2 separate regions of the Homo sapiens genome follow, and region 2 is linked to region 1. The links are chromatin loops, found by intact Hi-C in ENCODE. Cell type or tissue: dorsolateral prefrontal cortex. All regions are shown on one strand. Each heading gives the region's core, and the rest is flanking DNA. Links, peaks and the distances in the headings are about the cores only. Region 1 holds the start of MIER2 (MIER family member 2). Region 2 has its middle 5.7 kb from the start of CIMAP1D.

What was found. Hi-C counts contacts between places; a loop is a spot of excess contacts. Peaks named below come from ENCODE experiments on the same cell type or tissue, not always from the same donor. Only the 100,000 strongest peaks of a DNase experiment are listed, where the experiment ranks them.
Region 2: it touches region 1 in a loop (2.4-fold over the local background); 11 of 110 quality-filtered maps call a loop at or near these places.

Annotation. Positions count from the first base shown.
Region 1 is chr19:343,352-346,258 of GRCh38, reverse strand. It overlaps MIER2 (MIER family member 2), which reads left to right and starts at 1,463. Exons shown (of 14, transcript NM_017550.3): 1 at 1,463-1,485. The coding sequence starts at 1,477. RefSeq lists silencers at 1,119-1,568, 1,639-1,688, 1,989-2,098 and an enhancer at 2,407-2,907. In dorsolateral prefrontal cortex, for the core only: no CTCF peak of the experiment used is centred there; DNase peaks (open chromatin) are centred at 1,388 and 2,610; H3K4me3 peaks cover 1,713 bases; H3K27ac peaks cover 1,355 bases.
Region 2 is chr19:479,245-482,151 of GRCh38, reverse strand. It overlaps a transcript of CIMAP1D not described here. Among named protein-coding and RNA genes, the nearest start is that of CIMAP1D, 5.7 kb to the right of the region's middle. In dorsolateral prefrontal cortex, for the core only: a CTCF peak has its summit at 1,817 (motif pointing right); a DNase peak (open chromatin) is centred at 1,901; H3K4me3 peaks cover 579 bases; H3K27ac peaks cover 1,168 bases.

The DNA.
Region 1 (2,907 bases), core at 234-2,733:
GCACAGCACCTCACTCTCTTATCTGTTCATGCTTCTCCCTGCTTCACAGGACCTCTGGCTACCCAGCACCCAGTTGAGGACTGCATAAGATATGTGTTTAGTTCACTGAATGACTGAATGAATAATAACAAATGAATAATAAAGGAAGGAACCAACTCTTGCACAAATCAGTGAGGACTCTTCAACACGAGGGCCAGAACCCTCAATCTCAATGATGTAAACCAAAAAAGGAGTGAGGGTAGACCCCTCCAGAGTGGTTCTTCTATCTCTTGGTTGGTGAATTCTCAGAGGACTGAGTAATGATTTTGCATCAGGAATCAAGGCTGATGCATGTCAAGTTCTCACTATTCATTGGCTGATCACTGGGAAACAGGAATGAGACTCATTCTCTTCTTCCTGGTCCCCAATTCCCTTCCTCCTGGTCCCCAATTCCCTTCTTCCTGGTCTCCAGTTCTCTTCTTCCTGGTCTCAGTAGGAACCGCCCTCCACTCATTTGCGCAAGCCAGACATCTGGAGGCCATCCTTCACTCTCTCCAGCTTCCCTCCATCAGCGAGTCTTGTGGTGTCCACCTTCTCAAGTCTCTCTGCACTCTGGTCCAGGCCCCACAGCTCCCACCTGGCCCCTGCCTCTTCACGCCCCACCCCTGCTTCCTATCCTCTCTCTGCATCGTGCGCCCCGAAGATTCACGGCACTTATCCGTCTCAAATTTAAGGTGTGGCGAGTCCTTGCCTTCCCATCCTCCACTCTAAACGCCCTGAAGACAGGCGTTAGGGCTGTCTCCTTCAAACCCTCAGGATCAGAACGTGCACGTGTTCCAGAAATGTTCAATCTGCGAAACGACGGACTGCAGAACCAAATGGCCCTGGGGTCAAGCCCACCTCCCTGCCTCCCGCCTTGGGCTCTCCGGCGCGGGGCCACCGTTTCTAAAACCTCTCCGACTGGTGCGCGTTCGCAAGCTCCCCGATTGGTTCCTCCGCGCGCTAGTTTGCTCATCACGGGTGCGAAAGTGCAGAAAATTCCAGAACCACGCAGCCCGGACACCAATTCTGGCTCTATCACTGACACTCTGGGTGGCCCGTCGCCCTGGGCCTCAGTTTCCTAGTCTGCCACGCGGGGTATTAACAGCGAGCAGCCGAGGGAATGAAGAGGTCACACAGGACCACGTGGTCCCCACGCAGGTGTGATTATCAGGAATTCGTATTTTTATGGAATGCAGTCTCCTCCGCCAAGGCCAAGGCCAAGATCAGGGTCCAGCAGAGACGGCCGGAAAGACACCGCAAGCTCGCCAGAAGCCGCCGGCCACGCTCGGCTGCGCGCCCGCGCCCGCGCCCGCGCACCTACTACGCGCCCGGCCCGCTCTCCGCCCCCTCCAGGCTCCGCCCCCTGCCCCGCCCTCCAGGCTCCACAGCCAATGAGTGCGCGGCCCCTCATCCGGGGATCCCGGCGCGGCCACCGCCTCCCGCGCACACACGGCCATGGCGGAGGTGAGTGAGCGGGCCGGGGGAGCCGGCCCCCCGCCCCCGCGCGTCCGCGCCCCCCGCCGCCGTGGCTCGGCCTCGTCGTGGGCCCCAGGGACGGAGAGCCCCGCTCTGGAGCTCTGAGGCCGGCCGGGGCGCCTGGCCCGTCCGGGGCCGGAGGGGCGCGGGGCTCCATCGGCGGCCGCCCCCGGCCGGCCCCCACCCCCCAACTCCCCCGGCTGCCACATCGCGGGCTGCAGTGCGCATGCGCGGCGGCGCGGGGCGGGCGGGGGCCGGGGTGGGGGAGGGGAGGGACGCGGGGCGGGGCTGGTGTCGGGGGTCCGGTGGGCGCGCGGCTCCGTTCCAGGGTCCGGCTCCGGTTCCCGGCCCCGGCCCGGGCCCCGCGGCGCGCAGGCCTCCCCTCCCGCGCCTTTGCCAACTTTGCCGAGTGCTGGGGCCGCCAGGCGCCCCGCGCTCCCCATCGGGATCCCGGTGGACCCACCGCGCCTCCGCCGCCCGCGAGCCCCCCGGCGGGGCTGGGTCAGACCCCGGGCGGGATTTGAACTCCCGACGCGGACCCGCCTGGCGCGAACTGGGCGCAGGGTGGGTGGGTCTGCCGGGGCCTAGAGAGCGTCGGGGCTGATCTCAGAAGAGTTGGACCAGCCTCTCCCGGGCACGAAGTTACTTCTGGAGCCTCCTCCCTCGTCCAGGAAACAAGCCCGGGACCCTTTATCTGAAATGTTTGGGACCAGCTATATTTTGGAATCCAGAATTTTTCCAATTTGAGGATCTGTGGGATTTTGGACTGTGATGTTTGATCAAACCCACCTAGGACTGTCTAGGATAAGACAACAGATAGCTTCGTGTCAGGTCAAACCAGGAAGGAAGAAACTTTCGCTTTTGAAGCTTTTTTTGATTTTGGAGTGGTGGATGAGCCTGTGTGGACTTGCTTTCACCTTGGAGGGCCCTGGTGAAGATGGAAAGAGATAATGTAGGTGAAGGTGCGGCGGCTGCGAGGTGCTCAGTCAGTGGGACTCAGTGCATGACTTCTGTGCGCAGAAGTTACGACAGGCGGGCAGACTCAAGAGCTGATCCTATCTCTGGGATAGAGCCCAAAGGAAAAGGTGCCCACCCAGCCAGGCACAGCCGCCTCGTGGGAAGCCGGGATTGGAACTGCGGCCTGGCCGTGGTGCCACGTTGCGTGTTTATGTCTTGGGCGTTGTGGGAGGCAGGACTGGCCATTCTCTCCCCCTGGTGACGACCTCAGGGGCAGTAACAGGCCCTGTGTTTATGCCAAAGACGGTGTAGGTGTCTCGATACTAGGCCAGACCACCGGCCAGTTCCTTCATCGAGAATTAGTTCTTCTTGAGACGCTTAGGGAGACTGAGTCCCCATGCAGATGGTGGCTGTCCTCCAGGGTCGGAGGCAGAAGCCGCGTCTCCCAGTGGC
Region 2 (2,907 bases), core at 295-2,794, 140 kb before region 1:
GTTAATAAAATGTATTATTAAAATTAATTTCACGTGTTTCTCTTTTTTTGATACAACTACTAGAAAATTTAAAAATGGCCGAGCATGGTGGTTCATGCCTGTAAACCCAGTGCTTTGGGAGACTAAGGCAGGGGGATTGCTTGAGGCCAGGAGTTAAAGACCAGCCTGGGCAACATAGCAAGATCCCATCTCCACACACAAAAAAGAAATTAGCCAGGGATGGTGACACATGCCTATAGTCCTAGCTACTCCAGAGGCTGAAGTGGGAAGATCACTTCAGCCCAGAAGTTGGAGGCTCCAGTGAGCTATGATTGCACCACTGCACTCTCCAGCCTGGGTGATAGAGCAACATATTGTCTCAAAAAAAAAAAAAAAAAAAAAGTAGGAGGTTCTCAGTCTGTTTCTGGTGGGCAGTGCTGCTGTGGGTGATCAACTTTCTGGCTACACCATGAGCTTGGTGAAGATGAGTTGGTCTTGGTTGCCATCATCCTTCCCATTATCCTTTCCCATCATCCTCCAATCATCCTTCTCGGTCATCCTCCCATTGTCCTTCCCATCATCCTTCTCCATCATCCTTCCCACCATCCTTCCCATCATCCTTCTCCATCATCCTCCATCATCCTTCCCCATCATCCTTCCCCATCATCCTTCCCATCATCCTTCCCATCATCCTTCCCCATCATCCTTCCCATCATCCTTCCCCATCATCCTTCCCCATCATCCTTCTCCATCATCCTTCCCATCATCCTTCCCCATCATCCTTCCCACATTCCTTCTCCATCATCGTTCTCCATCATCCTTCCCATCATCCTTCTCCATCATCCTTCTCCATCATCGTTCTCCATCATCCTTCCCATCATCCTTCCCATCATACTTTCCCATCATCTTTTCCCATCATCCTTCCCATCATCCTTCCCATCATCCTTCCCCATCATCCTTCTCATCATCCTTCCCCATCATCCTTCCCACATTCCTTCTCCATCATCCTTCCCATCATCCTTCCCATCATCCTTCCCCATCATCCTTCCCACATTCCTTCTCCATCATCGTTCTCCATCATCGTTCTCCATCATCCTTCCCATCATCCTTTCCATCATCCTTCCCCATCATCCTTCCCACATTCCTTCTCCATCATCATTCTCCGTCATCGTTTTCCATCATCGTTCTCCATCATCCTTCCCCATCATCCTTCCCACATTCCTTCTCCATCATCCTTCCCATCATCCTTCCCCATCATCCTTCCCACATTCCTTCTCCATCATCGTTCTCCATCATCGTTTTCCATCATCGTTCTCCATCATCCTTCCCATCATCCTTTCCATCATCCTTCCCCATCATCCTTCCTACATTCCTTCTGCATCATCATTCTCCATCATCGTTTTCCATCATCGTTCTCCATCATCGTTCTCCATCATCCTTCCCATCATCCTTCCCACATTCCTTCTCCATCATCGTTCTCCATCATCGTTCTCCATCATCCTTCTCCATCATCCTTCTCCATCATCCTTACCATCATCCTTCCCCATCATCCTTCCCATCATCCTTCCCCATCACCTTCCCACATTCCTTCTCCATCATCGTTCTCCATCATCGTTCTCCATCATCCTTCCCCATCATCCTTCCCCATCATCCTTCCCCATCATCCTTCTCCATCATCCTTACCATCATCCTTCCCCATCATCCTTCCCATCATCCTCCCCTATCATCCTTCCTGTCATCCATCCTCATCATCCTTCCCAGCATGTGACGCCCTCTCCCGGCACCGCCCACGTTTTGCTCTCCCAGATGTCACCAGAGGGCGCTTGTGAGCTCTGATTGGGACGCGTCCCTGCTCACACGTCACCCGTGTCCCCACAGTCCACAGGCCGTGCAGGACCCGCCGCATCGGCTTCCTCCCGGCTCCTCTTCTCCTTGCTCACGCTGCTCCAGCTGCACGGGCCTCGTCGCTGTTTCTCCTACACACCAGGCAGGTCCTGCCCCAGGGCCTCTGTGCGTGCAGTTCCTGTCAGCCTGGAATGCCTCGCCCGCCTCCCGAGTTCGGCTTCTCCTCTGGTCTCTGCTGGAGCGTGACCTTCTCCGCGAGGCTCCCGACCTCCCAGTTCACATCGCAGACGCTCACACCACCAACCACCCTGTGGCTGACCGCCACAGTTACTGCCTGAGACCGTCATTATAAGACTGAACGAAGGGACAAACGTAGAAAATGATAACAAGAAACAAAGGAAACTTTTAAATAGAAATAAAAACTTAAAAGTAACTATTTTAAAGGAAGGGCAACGTGGGGAAGAAGAAGAGAGAAGGAAAGAGAGAAGAAGGGGCCGGGCATGGTGGCTCACGCCTGTCATCCCAGCACTTTGGGAGGCCGAGGCAGGCGGATCACAAGGTCAGGAGATCGAGACCAGCCTGGCCAACATGGAGAAACCCCCGTCTCTACTAAAAATACAAAATTAGCCGGGCACGGTGGCTCACGCCTGTAATCCCAGCACTTTGGGAGGCCGAGGCAGGCGGATCACGAGGTCAGGAGATCGAGACCAGCCTGGCCAACATGGAGAAACCCCGTCTCTACTAAAAATACAAAAATTAGCCGGGCGTGGTTGCGCACGCCTGTAATCCCAGCTACGCGAGAGGCTGAGGCAGGAGGATCACTTGAACCTGGGAGACAGAGGTTGCAGTGAGCTGAGATGGCGCCACTGCACTCCAGCCTGGGCGACAAGGGTGAAACTCCATCCCCCCCCCCCCCAAAAAAAAAAAAAGAGAAAAAGAAGAAGAAAAGGGCTCCCTGCTCCTAGTGAGCAAAGGCAGCTTCCTGAGCTTCTACAGCCCTTAGTATTTATTGGGTAACAAGAGCAGAGAGGAGGAGGTAACGATTGAGCAGCTGCTTAATTGATCACAGGTTCATATTGTTAC